Linked DNA regions of Homo sapiens: regions 1, 2 and 3 are each linked to region 4. Evidence: chromatin contacts called from ENCODE Hi-C or POLR2A ChIA-PET data. All regions are on one chromosome and are shown on one strand. Each heading gives the region's core, a stretch centred on a gene start or an enhancer-like site at or near the end of the contact. The rest is flanking DNA. Distances are from core to core; before and after follow the strand shown.

Evidence for each region. A loop is a pair of places that touch in the nucleus more often than their neighbours do. ChIA-PET counts read pairs that join two places held with the same protein, here RNA polymerase II (POLR2A). Pooled maps may share reads with other maps.
Region 1: a loop to region 4 is called in a map with no recorded cell type, with 7 times the contacts of the local background. The contact joins two enhancer-like sites. A Hi-C loop is called at or near these places in 4 of 37 single-sample maps with no recorded cell type and 2 of 50 pooled maps. POLR2A ChIA-PET finds 5 or more read pairs at or near these places in 1 of 52 experiments (Caco-2).
Region 2: a map with no recorded cell type shows a loop between it and region 4 (18-fold over the local background). The contact joins two enhancer-like sites. A Hi-C loop is called at or near these places in 8 of 37 single-sample maps with no recorded cell type and 5 of 50 pooled maps.
Region 3: a loop to region 4 is called in a map with no recorded cell type, with 11 times the contacts of the local background. The contact joins two enhancer-like sites. A Hi-C loop is called at or near these places in 2 of 37 single-sample maps with no recorded cell type and 2 of 50 pooled maps.

Annotation. Positions count from the first base shown.
Region 1 is chr21:35,219,476-35,225,840 of GRCh38, reverse strand. All of the region lies in intron 1 of LOC124905015 (a long non-coding RNA gene), which reads left to right. Among named protein-coding and RNA genes, the nearest start is that of RUNX1, 170 kb to the right of the region's middle. Within about 2 kb of position 3,185, at least 3 of the 41 ENCODE cell types and tissues checked have a DNase peak (open chromatin) inside an H3K27ac peak, as active enhancers do.
Region 2 is chr21:34,020,197-34,026,497 of GRCh38, reverse strand. The region is part of intron 2 of LOC105372790 (a long non-coding RNA gene); the gene reads right to left. Among named protein-coding and RNA genes, the nearest start is that of MRPS6, 50 kb to the left of the region's middle. RefSeq lists an enhancer at 5,838-6,017. Within about 2 kb of position 3,422, at least 7 of the 41 ENCODE cell types and tissues checked have a DNase peak (open chromatin) inside an H3K27ac peak, as active enhancers do.
Region 3 is chr21:35,185,542-35,192,106 of GRCh38, reverse strand. No RefSeq gene overlaps it. Among named protein-coding and RNA genes, the nearest start is that of RUNX1, 140 kb to the right of the region's middle. Within about 2 kb of position 1,551, at least 4 of the 41 ENCODE cell types and tissues checked have a DNase peak (open chromatin) inside an H3K27ac peak, as active enhancers do.
Region 4 is chr21:34,636,208-34,642,499 of GRCh38, reverse strand. No RefSeq gene overlaps it. Among named protein-coding and RNA genes, the nearest start is that of RCAN1, 24 kb to the right of the region's middle. RefSeq lists enhancers at 64-113, 124-173, 1,902-2,011, 2,042-2,241. Within about 2 kb of position 2,144, at least 2 of the 41 ENCODE cell types and tissues checked have a DNase peak (open chromatin) inside an H3K27ac peak, as active enhancers do.

The sequences.
Region 1 (6,365 bases), core at 1,936-4,435, 580 kb before region 4:
TCGCATACAGCAAGCCCAACATACATGTTGGCTATTTCTTCCTTAAATATGTATTGATATTTCAAGTGATGAAAGTAGTACTTGCGCAATACAAAACAACTGAAAAATACTAGACTGCGTATAAGAGGAAAAAAGACAAACATGTCCTCTTCCCATTCTCTCCCCAAAGAGCTGACAAGTGTTCAAAACTTCATATATCTCCTTCTAGTCCATTATCCATGCACGTGAAGTCTTAAAGGTGTATGCACGTTTTTCTCTTTTCCACAAAATAAAAATATAACATACAAGTTATCCTGTAATTTGCTCTTTCTGCCTTACGTATGGTAGAGACAACTTCATAGTAGTACTAGAAGTTCTATCTCTTTTTCTTTATTAACCAAAAAATATTCTACTACGTAACTGGACAGCAATTTATCCATCCCATTGCCCACTGATTGACATACAAGTTGTTACTTGAATATTAATTGTTGACTGTTATAAACGCTACTAAAATAAGCATCCTTGAGTGGACCTCTCTGTGCTTATAAATTCTTAAAGAAGGAATTCCTGGCTCAAAAGATAGGCATATTTAAGGTTTTATGGAAATTGCTTAATTTTGCCTTCCAATATATTTAATTGTTTGCACACCAAACAATAATATACGAGAGAACATTTTCCCAAGACTGACATGAAATGAGGCATCAGAATTTTATAATACTTCAGAACCATCGCACAGATAGACTGCATTTAAAGGGCGTTTACTTACTGATCCTTAATTTTAGAAGCATAAACTTCCATAGCCATCACCACCCAGGTGTGCTCGTCTTTCAGACTCCCCTAAATGGCAATGAGCTGGTCCAATCAGACAAGCTCTCATTTTCATGGAGGGTACATAAAGGAGGGCGAATGTGACTTCCTGGGCTTGTAGATTATGTATTTCTTTTGTGAAAACATCACACCTGAGCCCCAGGCCAGAACTTTCCTTTTTTTTCTTTCTTTTTTTTTTTTTTTTTTTTTTTTTTTTAGAGACAGAGTCTCGCTCTGTCTCCCAGGCTGGAGTGCAGTGGCTCAATCCCAGTTCACTGCAACCTCCACCTCCCGGGTTCAAGTGATTCTCCTGCCTCAGCCTCCTGAGTAGCTGAGATTATAGGTGCACACCACCATGCCTGGCTGATTTTTGTATTTTTAGTAGAGACAGGGTTTTGCCATGTTGGTCAGGCTGGTCTTGAACTTCTCACCTTGTGATCCGCCCCCCCCCCCGCCCTTAGTTTCCTAAAGTGCTGGGATTACAGGCGTGAGCCACTGTGCCCAGCCCAGAACTTCTTTAATAAATAAAGCCAACGAGTTCTTGGAAGCATTTGGCTTCCAAAAGGACCCAGCCTACATCACATTCGCAAGAAGGGGTGACAGGACTCACGGTTTCTGGGTCACAGTTCCATGTCCACCTTTGAGTAGAGTCTTTCATAAGTTTGGACAATGTACCACCCTCTCTAGAACTTGATTTGCTTCTCTAATGGATGGACTGGCCCTAAAGAAAGCAGAGACTTGAACCGACTGTCCCAGAGAGTATGACAAAAACAGATCTCTTTCTACAGCATTTCCCGAGAATTATCCAGAAGACGTATTTTTTTTTTAACAATCCAGAATTTCTGATATTTTCAACTTTCGGGGATATTGACTCATTTAAATACTGGTCAACTGTATTGAGAAGGGAATTGTATTGGGAAGAGAGCCCTTCAGGAAAAATTGTCAATGAGGAAATTATTTGTTTTCTTGTAACCGTATCATAGTTAAATCTCCATCAGTAGTGGATGGACAGAACCAAACTGCTAGTGTAAAAAGAAGATCTGAATACTTGTCCTGATTCTTTCACTTAGTAGCTGTGTGACCTGGAGCAAATTACTTAACCTCTCTGATTTGCAGTTTAGTTATGTGAAAAATGAGCATAAGTCCCTGCATAATTCATACGGAGGTAGTGAGGATAAATGTAATAATAGATGTAAAAATGTTGCAGTCCACTGGGAAACAGTAATACATGAAAGGTATGCTTAATATTTGGTTGTAAAATATAGCCTTTATTCTATGATGTCCGATTTTCTTGGCATTCACAACACTTAGAACCCACTAATAAAGCCATGCTAGCAAGAGTACAATTAAGGACAAGTTGGAAAACTGCCCAGTTCCCATGCATTTGATCTTAGTGAAGCACAGCACATTTGAAAGGACTGTGGATGCAGGAGCTGCATTTATGGGGAAGTCCCTCCATGAGGCCCTCTCCATCTACCCACCTGACCTCTTATCCTTCTACCCACTCCCGAACAATTTGCTCGGCTCAGCCCCCTCCGATCCAAAGCCTCTGTGATTCTAAGACCCAGGTGTGTTCTGGAGAAGATTAATCACAGGCAGACACAACTTTGCATTTCTTCCTTTCCCACCCACCTAACTTATTTCCACCAAAAAAAAAAAAAAAAAAAAAAAAGCCTTGAAGCAGGCTGGCAGAAGATAAAAGGGTCTCCAGTTTAGGTAGATATGCAAGAAAGGGAGAGCTGTTTGTAGAAACATCAGATCTTTCTTGGCCATGACTGGGCATCACTTTGCCCCATCTCCCATCTTTCCATAGCTAGAAGGAAGGATTCTCCTGGATACCTTCAAGGTTCATTTAAGTAGGACACAGAACTCATTGGCTCCCTTGTTCCTGGACTTCCCCTGCTAGTGGTGTGGTCTTTTCCTGACTAATCAAATCCCAGGAAACTTAGGAAACAAACTACAGAACAAGATATAATTTTGCAGGTGATTCAGCAGCTCTCAGATTTCTGTTCAGCTAGAAGGCAAATTTATCCTTCAAACCAGTATACCCATTTCTTCACATCTCCTGTGTCCCAGCAGTTGGATAAACTCTCCAGGTAATGGTGAATCAAGAAAAGGTCATCTGACAAGCTCAGTGAGTGAAAATGGCCCATCCCACTTTGCTGAAGTCACATCACGGGCTTGCTGTCACTGAAGGTCATTGCCATACCACTTCCTACAGGTCTTTGACCTCAAGGGCCGGAGGAACACTTTTCTCAGGCTCCTTTCTCCCCATTGCTGTGGTCCACAAATGTATTCACTGAAACAAGTAATTCTGCTTAGTTCCGAAATAAAGAAACTTAGGTCAGAGTTCTAACCAGAAACAGGAAATGCAGCCAGGGGAGGACAGAGTCAGAGGAAATTAGGCAGGGTGACTAGAAGAAAGAGGTTTTCAGAAATGCTTTCTGAACCTACTCCAGCACTCTGCCTCCCTGGAAGGCTGTAAAATCCATGCAGTTTATCCCAAATTTCCCACGTACAACACCAGACTCCTTCCTGGCATTAACATTGCTTTCCCTTCAGCACAACCTCTGCTCTCTGTTGCTAATTCAGTTTCAGTGTCTCCTTTCTCATGAACTCATACTCTCATGACCTGTAGCATGTGCAAAAGTAATTTAACGTATTTCACCTGATATTCTCTTTGGAATTCTCAGATGGTGGCATGAAAGTATAATGTAACTTCTGCATGTAAATGATGGATGTGTGAGTTTGTACGTGTGTGTGTGTGTGGGGTGCACACATGTTTGTGTTCACTCACCTGCCTGCGAGCCCATGTGCTCTAGCAATAGGATAGGAAGAGAGCTGTCCATGGTATGTCATTCATTCATTTGATATGTATTTATAGATCTACCACACACCATGCACCACTGTGCCTGCATGACCAGCTACAGGATGAAGAACAATTGCAATGAGGCCCTTGTCTTCAAGGAGCTTACAGTCCAGTGGGAGGGAAAAGCCATGGCAGTAAAGCTCAGGACATGCTGATAGCCTAAATACAGATAACTGTACCCATCCTTTACTTTAATATCCCTTTCAGGCTTACCCTCCACCCGAGTGCCAGACTCCCTTCCATACCCAAACATACCAGCCTCAAATATGTCTCAGCCTTGGAGTGCCATAGGGAGCCATCAGGAGAGGGAATCAATGCTAAGCCCCACCATGAAGAAAGCCAGAGCAGCTGAACACACAGCTTTGAGCTTCCTGTAGGTCACTGCAAAGAAGGAAAGAAAAAAAAAAGACCACATGACCAAAGACCACATGACCAAACTTTCTCATGAAATAATGTGGCAGATTACACCCTCAAATGGTACAAAATTTCCCCATGTAGTTTATCTATTATCTAACTGTTGATTTCAAGGGATGCCAGATAGGGAAAAGTCTTCTCTAAATTGACATGTTTTATCCTTTTCCACTTCCATTCTTACCTTCCCAGCTTTTTGCAGGGACAAATACATATTAGACTGAGGCACATTTTGAAATTTCTGTTCAAAATATATTATTATCCGCAACTCTCAAGGTGGATTCTGAAAGATTATTTAAATATTTTATGCTATTAAATGTTTCAAATACACCAAACAATATGTGTGCCTATGATTTATATGCAAGATATACAGAATATAAAATAAGCACTCCTCTACTCATTCATTCATTCATCTGATACATATGGTATGTTTGGGTATTGAAGGGAGTCTGGCACTCAGGTTGAGGGTCAACCAGAAAGGGATATCAAAGTAAAGTATGGGTGGATTTGTGTGCATTTATGCTATCAGCATGTCCTGAGCTATAGAGTCATGGCTTTCCTCTCCCACTAGACTGTAGTAAGCTCCTTGAAGACAAGCACCTCATTGCAATTGTTCTTGTCCTATAGCCAGTCATACAGGCACAGTGGTTCTTGGTCCATGGTAGATCTATGAGTATGCTCCAGAAGAACATAAAAATGCAGTGACACTCTCTGCTTTCTCCTTCAACAGGTGAACATGATCTGAAATTCGTGTATTTATTGCCTGGTTTTCCTTATAGGTTTCCTCCTATGTATGTGCCCCCAGTCAAGATATGTTTGAGTATTTGAACTTTTTATACGTGGTTCTCTGATGAACGAATAATCTGTCAGTGCCATTTTTGCTTCACATTATATTTGTGAGATCCACGTGTTTTCTTTGCTCATCAATCCTTTATCTGTATCTGGATTCTGGGGCCATCTTCCTTTCCTTTGAACATACATCCTAAAGAAGTTCTATTAGTGAGGACCTGCTGGTAATAGATTCTCTTGCTGTTGCTTGTGTGAAAATATGTTTATTTTGCTGAAAGACATTTCCACAATGCTATAAAATGAAAGTTATTCAACAAATACCTCTTGAATGAACAATTTGCCTTTATTCATTATTACAGAACCAAAATGTATCTGCAAATATCAGTGTTCTGGATAATTCAAAATGTGTTGAGGCAGAGTCTGTCATCCCTACAGAAACACATGTCTCTTAGATTAGAGCTGGGACATTCCAATCTACCCCATGCTGTTTTTGAACACATTTCTCTTCCTTGAGTCAGTTTGCAGTTTGATGGCAACTTTCTCTCAGCCCTCTGAAGATGTGATTGTACTGCATTTTTTTTTATTATTTTACTTTAAGTTCTGGGATACATGTGCAGAAAGTGCAGGTTTGTTACATAGGTATACATGTGCCATAGTGGTTTGCTGCCCCTATCAACCCGTCATCTAGACTTTAGGCCCCTCATGCATTAGGTATTTGTCCTAATGCTCTCCCTCCCCTTGCCCCCACCCTGCCTCCCAACAGGCCCCAGTGTGTGTTGTTCCCCTCCCTGTGTCCATGTCTTCTCATTGTTCAACTCCCACTTAATGAGTGAGAACATGCAGTGTTTGGTTTTCTGTTCCTGTGTTAGTTTGCTGAGGATGATGGCTTCCAGCTTAATCCATGCCCCTGCAAAGGGCATGATTTCATTCTTTTGTATGGCTTGATTGCACTGCATTTTAGCTCCTGCTGCCCCTGTGAAGGCATCAATTGCCTGCTGAACTGTGGCTCCTTTTAGGCTATATAGCTTTTCTCTCTGGCTACTTTTCAGATGGTCATGTTTATCTTTGGTGGTCAGCTGTTTTGAAAAATCTAGGGTAGATTTCTAGATTCATTGTGATTCATTGAAGTTCCCAAATCTGAGGATTCGTAGGTTTCATCAACTCAAGAGAATTCTCCACCATCACCTCTTCCGTATTTTTGCTTTCCCTATTCTCTTTATTGTGTCTTTCCAATGATCACTTTCCACAAGTCTGACTGAATGTGTGTTATACCTTTTCACTGTATGTACATTTTCAACCTTCCTTTTATTGTTTCCTCTTTTGTCACTCTGTACTGCATTCAGGATCATTTCATAAGGTTAGCTTGCATTTCATGATTTCCCTTCCAGTTGCGTCTAATCTGTCTTTAATATCTGCACTGAATTTCAAATTGTATATATTATAGATTTATTCCTAGAGGATAAATATATTGCTTTTTCAAATCTGACTCATCATTTTTACACTCTCTTTT
Region 2 (6,301 bases), core at 2,173-4,672, 620 kb after region 4:
CTGGGCATGGTGGCTCATACCTGTAATCCTAGCACTTTAGGAGGCCGAGGTGGGCAGATTGCCTGAGCTCAGGAGTTTGAGACCAGCCTGGGCAACATGGTGAAACCCCGTCTCTACTAAAATACAAAAAATTAGCTGGGCAAGGTGGTGTGTGCCTGTAATTCCCAGCTACTCACGAGGCTGAGGCATGAGAATTGCTTGAACCCGGGAGGTGGAGAAGGTTGCAGTGAGCTGACATCACACCACTGCACTCCAGCCTGGGAAACAGAGTGAGACTCTGTCTCAAAAAAAAAAAAAAAATCTCAAGATAGATAGATGATAGATAGATAGATAGATAGATAGATAGATAGATAGATAGATAGATGATAGATAGATAGATCATTTGGTAGATCGTTCGATAGATTTCATTGACATCTTCTAGCTACTGTAGACTTCTCTCTCTCCCTGCGTAGCCAGGCTTGGGGAGACTTGCTTAGACCTGGTCTCCATTTCTCCCCCTGTCATTAGCTTTACCACCCTCTCCAGTCTGAGTCTCCCTCACTGCTAGACTGAAGCTAGTTTTACCACGGTTTCTTATGACTTCCTTGTTGCTACATCTGTGGATACTTTCCCTTCCTGTATTAGTTTTGTAGGACTGCTATAACAGATTACCACAAACCAGGTAGCTTGAAACAGCAGAAACATATTGTCTCACAGTTTGGGGGCCAGAAGTCTAAAATCATGGTGTTGACAAGGCCACGCTCCCTCTGAAGGCTCTCGGGAGGGAGACTTCCCTGCCTCTTCCTAGTCCTGGTGGTTGCCCTCCTTCCTTGGCTTTCCTCGGGTTATGGTGGCATCATGCCAAACTCTGCCTCTGTCTTCACATTGCCTTGCTTGTGTCTCCGTGTCCAAATTTCCCTCTTTTTATAAGATTAGGGCCCACCCTAATCTAGCATGACCTCATCTTTACTTGATTATATCTGCAAATTCATGACCTCTAAATGAGGTCACAGGTACCAGAGATTAGAACTTCCACATTTCGTTTTGGGGGACACATTTTAAACCCATAACACTTTTATATCTAACTTGACCTGGCAAGCCCTTCTCTCCTTGCGATACCATCTATTCCTGGTCCTCCTTAGACCCCCTCGAAATCTTTTTCCCACATTCCTTCTTGGGCTTCTCTCCTTCTGTCCATCCTTCTGCCATTAGTGTCTTCTGGGGCTTTTCCTAAGCCTACTCCTTTTCTCTCTTAGCTGGAAAATTCCAAACATCTATGGCTTCAGTTGCCATTTCTAGACTGACTCACACAGAAACGCTCACAAAACATACTCAGCTAAAAGTTCCACACTGAAAACTCATCATCTTCATCCCAAACTTGCTTCTGCTGCTGTCTTCCCCATGTCCATGAATGGACCACCACCCATGAGGTCACTTGAATTGCCTCCACCCGATCACTGAGCTTCCCTCACCTTCATTCCCCACTGCCAATCAACTGTCAGGGCCTGTCCCTTCCAATCCCTTCTAATCCCTCTCCCCATTGCCATAGTCCTAGTTCAGGTCATCATTGTCTTGCTCCTCGACTAGGAAAGAAGCTTCCCCATGGTCTCCCTGTCCCAAGCTGTGTGGAAACTCAGATCTTATCACTTCCATATTAAATACTTCAACTGTCCTTACAACCCTCAGAATAAGGTCCAAGCCCTTGAACTTGGCTTACAAGACCCTTCACCATCTGGCCTTACCTACTTCCCCAGTCTGATCTCTCCATATTCCACCCTCACATGTTAATACTCCAGCCAAACCAAGCCACCTACACTTGGCCTCCTGGTCTTTGCTTATGGTTTTCTGCTCCTGGAATATTATTTCCAGCTCTCCTGGCTGCCCAAATCACACTTACATTTTATATTCATTTATTCCACAAACATATCTTGAGTGCCTGCTATGTGTCATAACCTATCCTAGGCGCAGAGGATGCGGTAGAAAACAAAACAGAAAAATATCTCACTTCATGAGCTTCCACTTTGGTTAAGAGAGACAGACACAAACTATCAGCAAGTGAATACAGGGAGTGCATCAGATAGCGCTAGTGCTTTAAAGAAAAATAAAACAGGAGGGTAAGGGGTTAAGTTTTTAACTAAGCAGTACATGAGAGTCCTCACCGAGGAGATGGCATTTAAGCCTGGCTTGAACATTACTCCCTCCTGGAAGCCTCCTGGAAATTTCCCAAGACCAGGGTAGGCGTCATCTTTATAAACTTCTATGAAGCCTTTATTTACCCATCATAGCACTTACCGCACTTTAAAGGACTTTTGTGTTTGCGTGTGAGTGTCAACTGTAAACTTTGTGAGGACAGAGACTGAGTCTGTTATTTATTGTATATCAACAGCTCCTTGTAGATATATGTTCCTTGAACAAACGGATGCATTGACAGCCTACATTATTTACAAGTTTTATTATACAAAAAATTTATGTAGTATTTATTGTAATGTCCTGTGTTACAAATCACTTTCTCACCCACTGTCTCGTTTGAGAGATGTGGGTCTTATTGTCACCTTTTAACAGACACTCAGAAAAGTTAAGTTTCTTGCCCAGAGTGTCACAATAAAGGCTAAACCCAGCTCAATCACAGCTCTCACATCTTCAGACCCAGAGTGCTTTCTAGAAAAGCCCCCTGCCTTCCTGCATGTTCTAAGAAAACGCAAACCACTAACCCCAGGGCATTAGCCGTCCTCAGCCAATTTTTACTGTTCCTCCCTGAGTTATCATATTCTCATCTCCCCAGAAAACTTCCACCAAATGCTAAAGCCAACATTTAAATCCAAAGGTAAAACCTTCTGGAATTCCTTGATGTAGCCACTGCACAGGCTGGCCTGTGTTCTCATATCAGTTTTCAGAACAATTCTTGCCCTCCTGCAAGTCCACATTTAGCAGATCCACTCAGACAACTACAGAGTGGGGATCAATTGAATTCCTTTCCTAGCTGACACTTTTGAGCTAAGACTGTCTTTTCCATGTGTTAATTTTAAAATGTGGGTTTCATAAAAGCTGCAGGCGGAACAGCAGATGGGGGTCCGTTAGCAATCATTAATATCCTCTATTCGTTGCCTGCCCCCCCAATTGATAAAGTGTCACTCCACTTGGGCAAAAGGGGCCAAAAAGGGAGCGGGGCACAGAAACTCACTGTTCAACAAAAGCCCTCCCATGCAGTGAAGAGCTGGCCCCATCAGAGTGCCTGTGTCTTGCAGGATTTGGAGAAGGGAGCCTCAGCTACCCTCCCTTGAGCGAGGTGAAGTTTGTTGCAGGAGTGATGGGACAGCTCTTGGTAGTTTTCCACTTGCTACTCATGAGTTCTCACCCTGTTTGGCTCTTTGTCACTTGGTCCCATAAAAACACCCACTGCAGGATGCTTGCTCATGCCACCCACCCACCAAATGGCATGTGGCAAAGAGGGTCAGAAGTTCACACACTTCCTCTTTGTTTTCTTGTGTTTCTTTCTGCATAAGCACCTCTCAACAGGCCAAATGGTTGTTGTTGCCACATAGATTTTTGTATTGATGGTTTCCTGCCATCCCCTCATTCTCAAGAGTGGATGGGGGCAGAACAGGGGAGAGTTAACTATTTTGATGAAGAGCAGTTTATAGGATGAATAGGCACAGACAACAAAAGTAAGCCTGGATGCTTTGAAATGAGCTGCTTTGTATTGAAGAGCTTGCTTCTGCCCTGCAATACTTCCTTGCAGTTGAATAGATACTGCAGAGAGTAAACACACTTATCTCTCTCGAGAAAGAAAAAAAATTGTGTTCCCAGGAAGCTGGAAAATTCTCCCATAGGTATAAACATTTAGGAAAAAAGAGATAAGCCGCCTAATTCTAATAACTAGGAATAACCAATTAGGTCATCTGTCCTCACCTCTGTCACTTCTCTCTGAGGCTTGTGGTGTTCAAATTCTGCTACCCTTAACTTTCTAGAAGGAGGGAGAAACACCTCAATTCCTTTCCACTCTTCCGGTTCAGATGGTTCAAACAGCTGGACTTCTTTGACAAAAAAAAAATGACTTTAATCATGATAGAAACATAGTACTTGAAACACAGAACAAACAGAAGAGAAAAACATTTTCTGTGATAGTTTTCTCTTTTGGTTTCTGAAAAGTGAGCAAAATTTTTAATTAAAAAAACCCATAAAATTGCCTTAGGACACTCTCGACACAGATGAGAGAAGACAGTCATTAAAATAAATTACAGAATGGGAAATGGCACCATTACCATTCTCCACTGATTTTTTTTAGAAGTGTCTTTTACCAAAAACCTTTTTGACATTCTAATAAAAGCAAAATGTTTTAAGTTAGGAGTGGCTTTTCAGAGCAATATCCCTTTGCCTCAATGGTTACTAACCAAAATACATGGATAAGATAAATCTGAATAAAAGCAAGAACTAAACCAAACTGAATTAACTTCTTCTCAGCCAGAGGTTAATTTTAAAGCATTAAGCTGAACCATCATTCCTGATGATTGTGGAATGAAGTATTTGGAAGTATACGTTTCATCAACAACTGGGAGACACGGAGTGTGGTTAGGAGAATACCTTGGAATTACACAGTGCTGGGTTCAAACCTGAATTGAGTCATTTCCTAGTTGTGTTCTCTTGAGCAAGTTACCTAGCTTATCTAAACCTGAGTTTCTTCATCCATAAACTGGGAATAATAATAACTGTTTCATCTGTCACAAGGTTGTGAAAAGGATTAAAAGATAATACAAAATGCTTAGAGATACAAAAGGTGTAGTAGGGTGTCTGGTACCTTTTAAGCAAAGCTATTATTACTGTATGGAATATTCAGAAAAACTACTAACTGCTGCACAATGCACACAATTTTTTCCTCATGTGTGCAAGGACTTGAAACTAAAGAATAGAGTTTGGGATCTTCCTACATGGAAGCATGTTAATCATGGTCTCAAAACCAGATTGAACAATATTTGCAGTCAGCTTGCAAACTTTCACAGTATCAGGTCACATGGGATGGTTCTCAGGGTCCCAGGAGAGGGATTGAATTGTGTTGTCCTCAAAATTTATATGTTGAAGCCTCAATCCCCACAGTGAGATTGTATCTGGAGATAGGGCATTTAGGAGATAATTAAGGTTAAATGAGGTCAGAAGGGTGGGGCCCTAACCCAATAGAATTGGTTGCCTTATAAGAGGAGGAAGAGAAATTCCTCTCTCTCTCCCTCACTCCCAACTCCCACCCCAGCCCTGCTATATGCACAAACTAAGGAAAGGCCATGTGAGGACACAGCGAGAAGGCGGCCATCTGCAAGTCAGGAAGAGAGGCCTTACTTGGAAGCCAATCAGCTGGCACCTTCACCTTCCTGCCTCCAGAACTGTGAAAAATGCATGTCTGTTGGTTTAGCCACACAATCTATAGTATCTTCTTACGGCAATCTGAGTTGATTAATACAGAAGGAAAGATATCATTAATTTTACCCCACAACCAGAAAATCGAAAACATGCCTTACTGAGCAGAGAATGCTTCCTCTCTAGAATACCCCTGTCCCACTCTTGAGAGCTGGCCAAATGTACATAAAATTGATGGCTTTATCTGATTTTGAAAGAGAAATACATCAAATCCCAATTTTTTTAAGTTAAGTAACTTTGACAGGGGAAAAAAATTCACCTCCCAATGGAGGGCATAATTTGTACAGTAGTCTGTTGGGGGATACATTTTGTTGCACAATTCAAACCTGTAGCCAGGATTGAGTAAGAAAGCAACTTCAATGATTTTGGAAGAAACTGCCCTAAAACCGGAAGCCTTAGTTCCCTTCTGAAATACATCTCTACAAGTGGTTCACAAGTTTAAAGACAGATGTTATCACCAGTTATTGAAATGATAGTTTCCCCAGGGAAATGGGCACTGCCCCAAGAGAGACAAAAATGTAGACAGAGAATGAATAAATCCTGAAATGTTCTAGTAATTTCTACGACAACACCTCCCCCTTCTTGCCAGCTCTACTCTAAGCAGATGCTGCTGAGCCCTCTGAACCTTAGAAGGGTGGCCTCTGCAGGGTGGAGGCAGAGGCACTGGCTGGGATTCCACAAATTTGCCTTCAAATTCGTTTATTTGCTTAACGGCTATTCATCAAGGACCTGTCATGCATTACAGGAGAGTAGTGAGGAACTGAGTCTAAAGCCAGACTGTGAGATCAAGTCCTGCTGTGCCGTTTACCACGGCCAGGTGGCCTTGGGCAAGTCAGTCCATCTTCCTAGGCCTTGATTTCCCAAGACAGATGGGCAGACTGGGAACAGCACTTGCATGTCATCACAACCCTGTGTG
Region 3 (6,565 bases), core at 302-2,801, 550 kb before region 4:
CATTGGGCCACAAGGTAGCCTATTAAAATAGTGCAGGTGTGAAACTGCAGTATAATCCAGGAGCTGATAAAATATGGAAATATTTGTCTATCATTTAAAAACTATTATTCCATATTCATAATTTTAAATTCTTAATGTTTTTTGCAGAAGTCAGCAATTTGGCAGATCCTATGTGAGAGAACTAAACAGTTTCATAAGCTATCCAGGTGTCTCTCTCAGAATTACTCCTCAAAATGTTTTTTAAAAACATTATTCTGGAAAAGCATTGATTATGTAAGAAATGTACTGACTGACAGATATTTTACTCCTGCTTACATTATGATCTTTGTTGAACATATGAAGGCTTTTAGGAACTATTTCAATTTCTCTGAAAACATAGTATCATGTAGTTGTAAGTGGTAATAAAAATAATGATAGAAGCTAAAAACAAGCATGTCTTATGTCCTTGGCATAATATCAAGTGGATTTATTTGCATTATTTTATTTAATTCTCACATCCCCCAAAAATCAAAAAACCTAAAGCAAATGCTTTTATTCTTTCCATTTTAAGGATGAAGAAATTGAAGCTCAGAGGTAAGTGAGTAGAGGGTCAATTTGATGGCTTGTTGATGTCATCAAAAATCTGTGCTGTGTCTCTTGTTCTGCACAGAATCCTCAGGTCACAAGATAGAATTAATTGTTACGGAGGTCACTTGTAGGCACAGCAACAGCTGGCCGGAGAAGGGAGACACGTCCTTCCAGGCAGGGCTTTGTAATTAGAGAAGAAAACCTTTTCCAAAGTGCTCGAGATGCCTGCCTTCAGGTCCCAGTCCACAGCCAATACTCATAGCCCAGCTGCATGGGGGCTGATACATCTACTCTCTGATATTTTGGGACGCTGGTGGAGGGGAGCTTTCTGAGCAAGGAGATGTGTGGAGGTAGAAAAGCGTTGAGTGTAGACAACCCACATGGCTTACCACCCTACTAACTCCTTCATGCTTATACAGTTTAACTAATAGAAATCAAAATTTCATGAGTACTTATGTTTCCTGAATGACAATATGTAAGGCAAATAGAGCAAACATTGTGCTCTAATTTAAATGAATTATACCCAGACAGATATATTTATTTATTTGACTCTAAATAAGCAATGCTAAAGAATTTTAATTGAGAGATTGATTAAATGAAAAAGTACCCCTAGATAGAACAAAGCCAAATATGTCTCATATTTGTCAAAACTAATTGGCATTAAGATATTTACCTGTCTGGTGAAATTGTGTTTGGACTTGGGTGTCTTTTAATCTAATTTCTATCTTCCCTTACCTTCCTGTGGGCCAGAAGTCCCATGGTTGTCTGGCAAAAGTTTAACTGGACAAAGATAACTACATCAGCAATGTTGTTGAGCTCTCCCAAATCAAATGAATTGGAAGACTCCCCAGTGATGCTTAAAACTCAGCATAGAATGTCTTTATGTGAACCAGAACTTCATTTGACCTTTGCTAGCTTGAGATCAGTAGCAGCAGCCAGGAGACAATGACTCATTTCTGAATCAACCAGGATAATTTTCACACCTGTCTTAAAAAGCTTTGCCCCAGGAGTCCAGAGTCCCAGGGAAAAGACACTCTGTCTATTTCTAAAAGCCCTTCAAAGGAAACAGGGGCCACACTTACAGCCTAAGGGGCATTCGTTCTATTGAAAGAATGGGGTTACAGCATTGTGCCAGACCCCATGGCTACCATGGTTGGCAAAAATGTATTAACATATCCAAACACCAAAATCACCTCCAAGTAGTAGACAGGGCTATGCTGAAACCAAAGTTTAAAAAGGAAATTTGGGCAGTGTGCTGTGACTCGCACCTATAATTACAGCTACTTGGGAGGCTGAGGCACGAGTTGCAACGAGCTGAGATCGTGCCACTGCACTTCAGCCTGGGTGATGGAATGAGACTCTGTCTCAAAAAAAAAAAAATTGCTCCAAGTATAATTTGAAACACTAAGTATTAATCTATCTACCTATCTACCCATCTGTCATCTATGTTTCTATGAATATAACTACGTACTATCTGTATATATCTGCACTTTCCTATAATACAGATATATCATGATGGCTGTTTTAGAAAGGGTATTGTGTTTTTGAAATATTTTATACCTAAAAATATCTTTTAAACGTTTAGGGTGTGTATGAACACACAGACAGGTTATTATTTACATCCTCGTAATGCCGATTTGTCTTCCAGAAACTGTGAACAGCAATTCATTTTAAAGTTACTTTGGTATTTGGAGATGAACAGCTTGGTTATTCTTTGTTCCCTATCAAGCATCTGTCAAACTCAAGGATGAAACAGAGTGTTTTGTGTGTTTGTGAGCAGTTCTCCTGAAGTCACATGATTTTTTTCTTTTGGTAGCCCTTTCTGTATTAGTAAATATGTAAATGTATCCCCCACATGGAGCTTTCAACTGTGAAATTAACCTATCCCCAAGGCTTCTTTGAGTAAGACCAGGTGGTTCATACTATTTCCCTTCTAACTACAGCAAGAATCCCCTAGGGAAGAAGAGAGGAAGTGAGATTTTTGACATTTGTGCCGTGAAAAAGTGTCAATAGGTAATCTGAAAATGTCCAGAGGCATTCTACCAAAAGCCAGTGAAAATGATCTAATAAGTACTAACTTTTTAACTGTTAATTTGTGTAATACAACACTCATCTCTCTTTCTTGCTTAAAACAGAAAGCTCCCCCGCTCCCTTCTCGCATTTAAACTACAGTTATCAAAGGTTTAACGATTTCACCATTGGACATAGTTCAAACAGTACAGGCAGGAAAGAATGTTCAGCTGTCAGGGAACCAGCGCAGCCAGGGTGCTCCAGACAAATCGCTGTACATCATCAGCTGGTTTTAATTAAGAGCAGACTCTGTGCTGATTTTTCTCCCCCCCCCCACCCTTTCTTTGGTGAGTTTACACAAAGTGATTTGTAGTGTTCTGTCTTATATGGTATCTACTCCATTGGAAACAGAGGATGTTCGTGAAAATAACTCGGGCCAAAGTTTAAAGCAGATTGGACTATCTAAAGGATAACTTGAGATTTTTTTTTGTTTGTGTGTGTGTGTGTGTGTGTGTGTGTGTTTTATAGTTCACATCTTCTTTTTTTTTTTAACAGTTTACAGTTTTAAAAATATTTCTTTTTTTCTCTTTTTTTTTCTTTTTTTATTATACTTTAAGTTCTAGGGTACATGTGCACAACGTGCAGGTTTGTTACGTATGTATACACGTGCCATGTTGGTGTGCTGCACCCATTAACTCATCATTTACATTAGGTATATCTCCTAATGCTAGGATAGCTTGAGATTTTTATCTCGGCCCTCGAAGAAGAATGAGTTAAGTTTATTCATTTTCCCTTCTAAAGGGCTGAGTCTTTTGCAAAGTAGGGTTACATGGTTATTATTATGCTAGATTGTTATTAATGCTGATCTAATATTAAGGACATTTTATCTTGTAGTCAATGAAAAAATACTTTATGCTGCAAAGAGCTACAGTCAATAGATATCTTTAGAGCTTTATTTAATCAAAGTTTCGTTAGTGAGTAAAGACATTTTTCAGCAAGTAAAGACTTCCCTCAATGAGTAAATCCTTTTGTAGTCATCAAACAAAAAAAATATAATTACTGGAAGACACCTTAGAGATATGCAGTCTGACCCTTTGATTATGCAGATGAGAAGATATTGCTCTCCTGAAGAATGAATGAATGAAACTAAATACCCGGGCTTAGAGTTTTCCCTGAGGCCATGGGCCTTGGTACTCAGAGTGTGGCAGGCTGCATGCATATGACTGACTCCTTGGAAAAGGGGGTCTCAAAATGATTTAAAAACATTTAACATACTAACACAAAAGATTATGTTAAATACTAACACTTCTCTTTTACATGAAAACTGACAAACGCAACACTCCATTTGACTAATTGGCCATAGTGACCAATTAGCTGATTGGTAAAAGCAGAATTAGAACCCAGTATCCCCTAGTTGCCTTGAATAACATCAATCTTTTAATTTAATGTACTTCATTCAGAAATTAAATATTGTTCTTCACACAGTGGTTATTTTCCTCCATAGGCCTAGCCATTTTCTGGCCATGGAAGCACAGTGCAGCATAGTGGCCATGGTCGTGGACTCAAGCCGATCTACCGGGGTCCCAGTCTTCCACCTATCATTTACTCACTGGGGAAACTCAAATGAGTCCTCTAGCTTTCTCTGCCTTGGCTTTCCCATCTGAAAAGTGGGGGTAAAACTGTTACCTCCTTTCTGAAGTGGTTGTATTAACTATTAATATGTGTAAAGCTTAGCACTGTGCCTGGTACACAGTTCTATAGACACGCTGGCTTAGTAATGTGGATCTTCACCCTTCCTGATCCGACTTCCAACAACACGACGTCAAAAACTCAAGGCATCCTCTGTGGGCCTTTATTACTCTGTAAATTATCTTGGATCCAACACTCTTTGCTGTGGTTTTGATGTCTTTTGAGAAAGAGGAGGCTTGTAAATAGTCTTTCAATTTCAGTAAAACTCACTGGCATTTTTAATTGAAATCGTCAAGAGCAATGACATGCATACTACAAAGTGTCACTTGATGCCACCTTCAGGAGTACAACAGGGGCTGAATAGGTCACTGCCTTGCTGCAAGGAGACATTTGAGATGTCCTCATGTGACTCTGACTCCACATTGAGGTTACTCAAGATCACCAATTTATGAAGTTATAGAGAGACGAACCCAAACTCACCTTCTAGTTTTAGTAAATCACCACTGTGTCAGAATAGTTGTAAATGGCATATTCTGATTAATCACATAATTGGCAGAGAGGTTACACATATGTCATACCCAGTGCATCAAGCTTTGATGAATTACCAAAGGTTGGCAAATGGTGACTTGGGGAACAAATCTGGCCCATATCTTTTTTTTTATATGGTATCATGGGATAAGCATAGTTTTTCCTTTATTAAAGCATTGTAGGGCCTGGCGCAGCGGCTCACGCCTGTAATTCCAGCACTTTGGGAGGCTGAGGCAGGCAGATTAACTGAGGTCAGGAGTTTGAGACCAGCCTGGCCAACATGGTGAAACCCTGTCTCTTCTCAAATATAAAAATTAGCTGGGAGTGGTAGTGGTGCCTGTAATCCCAGCTACTCAAGAGGCTAAGGCAGGAGAATCACTTGAACCTGGGAAGTGGAGGTTGCAGTGAGTTGAGGGCACGCCAGTGCACTCCAGCCTGGGCAACAGAGTAAGACTCCATCTCAAAAAGAAAAAAAGCATTGTAAAAATAACAAAGAATATGCAACAGAGCTGCTTTTAGCCACAAAATTTAAAAGATTCACTATTTGGTCCTTTATAGAAAAAATGTGTTGATCCCTGAGTTAGGGTTTAACAAAATGAATCTAACATAAAGGCCACGTGGAGCATAATGTTTGTGATTCCAAAGGCACTTCTGACTCTTACAATATCCCAGGTTCAAGATTACAAACATCAGTTAGGATTGGACTACACAATGGTTAAAAGTAGGAATTTCTGAAATCAGACTGCCTTGGATGAAATCTAGACTCTACCACTTATTAAGTGTGTGATCTTTATCAAGTTACTTAATCTTCCTAAGCCTTGGTTCCCTCACCTGTAAAAAATGAGCATTATAAAAGCCACCTCATCCGGCTGATGTGAGGATCAAAGGAGATAATGCATACAAAGCACTTTGCACATGGGAAGTGTTCATTAAATGTTAGTTGTTGTCATACTTCCCAGAAAATTAGTCTGATTTCTTTGAACTTCCTGGTTATTTACAGGTTGTGTGATTCCAAGTAGACAACACTGTCATCCTGGCCAGAATGACCTATCCAGTTTCCTGACTCTAAGTGGGATATCTAATTGATGATATGTGCATTACAATGCATCAGATTTAGAAGTTCTATATGTGGCTTTCACCGGTAGCTGGAGCATGAAAAGACTGAGGGAGGAGGTTAATTCCTGGTGTATTCTACACTCGCATTTACATGGCCCTGCCATTCACCCATTCTGGTGCTGGTAGCCACATGTGAAGTGTGCACAATTCTGCACCTTCTAGCATCCTTAGAGCCTTTGGTGGCTTCAAAATGGCTGTCTTGCCCCTAAGCATTGGCCTGCAGTCACAAAGGCAGGATGGGTCTAAGTTCACATTGACGGCAACTCCTGGCTAACACTCTCAGCAAAAGGTTGCTCCTTTAATTCAGATGCCGGCATGGAGGAGGTAATGTACAACACATGAGATGAGTGGAAAACGAAACTTCATTTTTATAAGCCTCTCAGATTTGGGGGTATTTATAATATATTACTATAACATAACCCTGCAAAGTCTGATTCTTGCAATAACCAACAGGAAAGATCTACTCCTGTGGGACTTTCTAGTAAATCCAGGTTACTCAGATAAGGAGCATCACCCGTCCCCATTTCTAAATACAAAATTTAGAGAAGGGAGATCTTTGAGATTTGTGATTTAAAGGCACGAAGTCAATTAAGAAAAGGTAAATAACAGGCTGTAAATCATACTGGGAAGTGTTTCATCCATGTCCGAATGTTCT
Region 4 (6,292 bases), core at 895-3,394:
CTGTGGCTTCAATACCAAGCTCAGCTCTGTAGGTCTTTGAAGTGAGCCCATTCAAGCCAAAGATTTGAGACCTTTGGACATTGTGAGGAATCACAACATGACCAAAGGCAGGTGGGGACTTGAATCTGCACATTAAGGGAAGGAAGCCTGCCCCAAAGGCATCACACATGACTAGGCAGCAGGTGGGTGACTGATGAGTCTGGGTTCACATCCTGAAGCTTTGCCTTGTGGGTGGGGACCATGCTTTACTGTGAGCCCTGCACCTGCTCTCAAGCCCTTCAAGGTGCCTTTTCCTCTCTACTAATGATCTGAGCAATGGACTTTTGTAACAGATCCCGGGGCACTCTAGGCTACCACCCAAGGCACTGCTTTTCTGCCATCCAGGTATCTGGGAAGTCAATTCATAATCAGTAGGTTTCTTGGAAAACATGGACTAGGGGTACAAAGAGGCATTTATCATCGATTATGAGAGAAGTCAGAAAACACAGTGCCAGCCTCAATGGCCCTGGGTGCTGAGATGCTGTGTCCAACACTTTCTGACCTTCTCCCTTTTTAAAAAAATTCTAGACTCCATGCTGTTCCCTTGATCTTTCTTCAGCTGTTCTAAATATTGCCTAAGCCACAGGTTTCTCCTAAGTTCAGTAGGTCCACTGAGACTTCCTAAGACCAAGCTTACATTAATCTGGAGAAGGTGGTGCAGGATTCAGGAGGACGAGAGAGACCTCAGGTTGAAACAGGAGAGTTTTTACTGAGTGTACTCGGGCCCAGCTGACTCAACGTCCAAAAGACTGGGCCCAGAACAAAGACAGCACCTGACTTTTATACACACTTTACAAAAGGGGGTGGGCTAGCTTGAAGTAAGCTTACAGTGGCATGAAAGCAGGGATACTGAGGCAGGACAAAGACAGGATTGCACATGACCGTTGCCAAGCAACCCAGATGTCCGTTATCTAGTTTTGCCTGGGCATGGGCTTATCCTATAACCTTTACTATGGTGCCCAGGCAGCTGTAGTTTGGGCCTACTCAAGCTTCTTATGACCTTTGTTGTACTTCTTAGAGAAAACAGAATACTTGAAGTCACTAGTTACAGAGAAGAGGAACCTACAAACTCATTTCATAAAACAAAGGAAATTTTTTTTTCTATGTTGAGGGAGTGCTGGGAGAGTCTTCAGAGCACATTAGATAACATTATTAGGACCTTTCCTGGGTCTGGGCTGTGCCTGTTGCTGCCTCTGGGACAAGTCAGCCTAATACAGGAAAACTTTTTTTTAAATTTTATTTTTTTTTAATTTCCAGCCTCAAAGGGACCAACCCATCTTAGAGACTTCTACAGACAGCCCGTCCCCCTGTTAGGTGACGATTTTACCAGTGTAGACCTCCCAGGATGCATTATCACTGCCAGCATCTGAGGCACTTGTAGTAACCACTTTACGCGGACCTGAATCATGAATGCTTTCCATGGAAGTGACTCAGAGGAAAAACTATTTTCAAAGCAAGAATTGGCAGGGCAGTGGAACTGATTGGATGTGCAGTTCAAGCAAGAAGGAAGAATTAAAAGTGATGGAGAAGTTGAGTTCCTGAACACCAGAAGGTTTATGGACATGGAGCTGGGCTGGAGAGGCTGAAGCTGTCCTGAGGTGGGGGAAATTTAAAGGAGTGGGAAAGGTGTAGGGGACAACTGTCCTCTTTGCCATCCAGAATCTAGTCACCCTTCTAGTAAGCCAGAACCCTAAAGTTTCTCCAATGATCTCACAGAGTCAATGGACATGAACTTGAATAGAACAGGTTGTGTGAGCTGCTGCAACCATCTCGTCACCACGTGGAGCCTGAGAAAGGCATGCAGTGGGAGGGGGCAGGGACGAGATGGAGAGAGATCAGAGAGATTAAGAGACTCCTGAAGCAAGCTATATTGGTTCCACCCCAAACTTTTCTGTTACATGAGCCCAACATATTCCCTTTTTTGCTTAAGAAAAGAAAAATAAAATAGAATATTAAACAGTGCAACTGCTGTAGAAAAGTTTGGTGGTTCGTCAAAAAATTAAACATAGAATTATCCTATGACTCAGCAACTCTAATTCTGAGTATATATCCAAAAGAACTGAAAGTGAAACTCAAACCAGTATTTTCACACCAACGTCTGTGACAACATTATTCACGATAGCCAAAAGGTAAAAACAACCCCAGTGTCCATTAACAGTTAAATGGATAACAAAATGTAGTATGCACATGCGATGGAACATTGTTTAGCCATCAAGAGGAATGAAATTCTGATACATGCTGCAGCATGGATGAGCTTTGAAAATATTGTGCTAAGTGAAATAAGCCAGGCACAGAAAGACAAATGTCTTGTAACTGCACTTATATGAGGGACCTAGAATAGTCAAATTCATAGAGATAGAAAGTAGAATAGAAGTTACTAGGGGCAGGGGTTGGCGGGGTGGAGAGGCAGAGCTGTTGTTTAATGAGTACAGAGTTAACAATGGGGGAAAATATTTTAGGTACAGATAGTGATGATGGTTACACAACACTGGGAATGTATTTAATGCCACCGGATTGGATGCTTACAAATGGTTAAAATGATAAATATTATATATATTTTGCCACAATTTTTTTAAAAAACAGAAATTTATTATCTTGCAGTTCCAGAGACTAGAAGTCTGAAATCAACATGGGGGTGGTGAGGGTGAAAAAAAAAGATGATCAGAGAGTTTGGACATTTTTAGTGACAATCTACTCTGATAAACCAAGCACCTGAATTCCCATGGGAATAAGGATATGTATGGTCACCTTTACCAATTGACTGACTGTTTCCTCGGGGTCTCCGATGAGTTGGCTGTCTGGCGCAGGGTGCACAACAGTTCTTAAAGCCACACATCTGTCCAAAAGCTCAAAGAGGCAATAGTACATCTTACACTATTGCAGATCTTCCAGTAAGTACATATATATATCTCACTGTAGTGCTGGGAGTAACATGGTGGCCTCAACAACCCTGGCAAATTGCCCTGTAACAAAACAGCACTGTGGGAAGTCACCTTTACCAATCATTGGTGCATCATAACGAGAGTCTCCTCTTTCTTCTATTCAGGGTTATTTGAGTTCTTTTGCTAATTTAACTGTGGCATCTGGCCTGGGAACATCAAAAGACAACAAAACTCCTAATCATCAGGGGAAGAGTCAAGTCTCCCTGCCCCAGGAGTGATGACTTATTACAACAGCTCTGGGTTGGTGCTGATGGGTTTGCATGTTCCCCTTCAGAATCCATCCTCTGTGGACTTGAACCTACCAGGGGATCATGGTGAATTCTTCCAAGGTCTGGGGAGGGGTTGGTGCTCTAGGCCTCTGGTAATTTCCAAACGGTGTCTCTCTGAAGGAGGGCTGCCAGCCAGCAGGTTCCAACAGGGTCACACCATCCCCATCCACCAGCTCCTGGGATTTGCAAAAACACAAAAACAACTTTGCATTAACAGTCCATCTGAAACCCAGAGAAAGTGCGACCAGGCCTTTCACCAAGATGTGAAGCCTCTGCCTGGCCCAGAGGGATACATGTGTACTCCAGGCTATATTCTGAACCTTCATGCCTGTGACCGGGCCATGCCTCACATGTCGTTCCTACTAAACTGACTTGATCATGTCGAGCCCCTGTGGTAATCCATTCTCCCTTTTGGTTTTGAAACAGGGTCTCTCGTTGTTGCCCAGGCTGGAATGCAAAGGCACGACCACAGCTCACTCTAACCTCAAACTCCTGGGCTCAAGGGATCCTCCCATGTCAGCCTCCCAAGCAGCTGAGACCACAAGTGCGCACCACCACACCCAGCTAATTTTTTTGTTTTTTAAACCAGGTACTGTGAGTGCTCACCTGATTCTGGGCTCTAACAAAGGTGTTTTTTTATGTGTGTGGAGATAGTTGTTAAATTGGTGCCTTGCTGGGTGGATGATGGGTGGAGCCTTCTATTCTGCCATCTTGCTCCACCTCTCTCCTCCTTTTTATTTTTTTAAATAAAAAGGGGGTTTCACTATGTTGCCCAGGCTAGTCGCAAACTCCTGGGCTGAAGTGATCCTCTGGCCTCCCAAAGGGCTGGAATTACAGGCGTGAGTCACTGAACCCAGCCCATCTACTCTCTTAGTGTTCCCATCCCCACACTGTTCTGTCTTCCCTTTACCAGTTTATCCTGTTCTCAACTTTGGTCCAGATACAATGCCATTTTTGTGGACCAACCTTCCTCATCTTCACTGAGGTCATACCTGGGTTCAAACACCAGCTGAGACATCACAACCTCTATGACCTTGAGTAGCCATTCATTTTTTCAGGTATGCATCTGTATGATGGGCTTGATAGTTCCATCTGTTTCAGGCAAGGTTCCCTTGCAGTCACAGGAACCACTCTAACTATTTTAAGCAGAAATGGATTTCATATAGGAGTAGTGTGCTCACAAAACCTTCACATGGGTCAAAGAAGCAGGCTAGAGAAGAGGCCTGCAGGAAAGACTCATAAAACAATACTGCAGGACTAACCCACCAGGGAAGCCACCTCTTTTAACTCAAGCACAAAACTCTAGAATCAGGAAGTGGCACAGCCCCAGGACCTCTGAATCAACCTTTGCTTCCAGTGATGTAACACCTCAACTGTGATGGAGATCAGGGGCTACCATGACAATGTTTACCCCCATGGCCCCTCCACACCGACTAGATCTGCACCAACAAAAATATATATGACCCTTACTGCCACTCCCTTCGCACTTAATTCAGTTCCAAAGTCAGCTCTCTCATGGCTGCACCTAATCAGCAGCTTCCAAATCATATGTGGAGCCCTGTTTGCAAGGCAGGCTGGGAAATAGTTTCTGTCTCTTCAGCTCTGTAGAGAGGAAAAAGCAGAAGAAGGTTGCAGTGAATGGATGAGGTCTCACTCACCTCAGAGGGGTGTTGTGAAGAGTGCAGCAAGACTCTGACATCCTCATCAGTTTATTCATTCATTTACTCGGCAAATGTTTATTGCCAATTATTGCACCGGGAGTTCAATGATGAATGCCGCACAGTCCGTGCCCTCAGGGAGCTTACAGTCTATGCTATGGGCTGAGTTGTGTCCCCTTTCTCAAATTCATATGCTGAAGCCCTAACCTCCAATGTGACTATATTTAGAGCTATGGTTTTAGGAGGTAAAGCTAAACAGGGTTATGGGGTGAGATCCTAAATTGATAGGATTGGTGACCATATTAGAAGAGAAGCAGACACCAGGGCCCTCTTTCTCTGCACACACACACAATGGAACTGCACTGGAGGATACCTCAAGAAGGCAGCTGTCTGCAAGCCAGGAAGAGTCTTCACCAGGAATGGAGCCACGCTAGTCCCATGATCTCAGAATTCCAGTCTCCAGAGCTGTGGGAAAATACATTTCTGTTGTTGAAGCCACCAGTCGGTGGTACTTTGTTATGGCAGCCTAAGCAGATTAAGACAGTCCCGGAGGGTTCAAGCCAGAAAGCAGGCAAGTCCAGCACAGGCTGGTAAATGCTAGTGGAGGACAAGCACCAAGAGCTCTGAGAGCACAGAAGAGGGGCACCATTATAAGCCTTAAGGGGCCAAACGAGACATTTGGGAATCTAAGGGTAATGCCAAGGTTCAGAGCGAGGAGAGATCCTGGCATGATTCCAAACACAAGCAAGTCAATAGAGCTAGAAATGCCCTATTTCTAGGGTGTTTGAGGAGTTTGCAAAGGAAGGGGTGAGTGATCAGGCTAGAGCAGATCCTTCTAGGATGGAATCATTGGAAGGACTCAAAGGTATGCCACAGGTGCACTCATCTACAGCTTTAATAAAGGTGAGGGATAGAGCACGTCAGGAAAAGAGAATGGAGGCAACCTAAGAGAGGCTAGAAAACTTAGGCACAAACCCTCGCTGTCCTTTCTCATTTGCACAGCGTGAACTCGGTCTTCAGAATGACCCACCAAATGTGTGCACATTACCTTGATCGAAAGGGAGCTTTTGCAACTCTGCAGAGGGATCTTTTAGAGGCAGATGAGGCTGTGTAACTGGTTAAAGCAGATGTTACTATCAATCTATACACCCTGAAACAGTGTAGACAAGCCAGCCCCCAGTGCTGCTGGCAGAGTTGCAAACTTTAAATGCCACCTTGTAAATCATCTCATCTTTGTCTACTGCAAGAGTCAGTACCAGACAGGGTGAACAACCATTCTAGTTTGCCCGGACTGAGGGGAGTGTTTCAAGAAGACAGGATTTTCAGTTCAAAAACCGGGAAATATTAGTTTGGTACAAAAGTAATAGCAGTTTTTACCATTAAA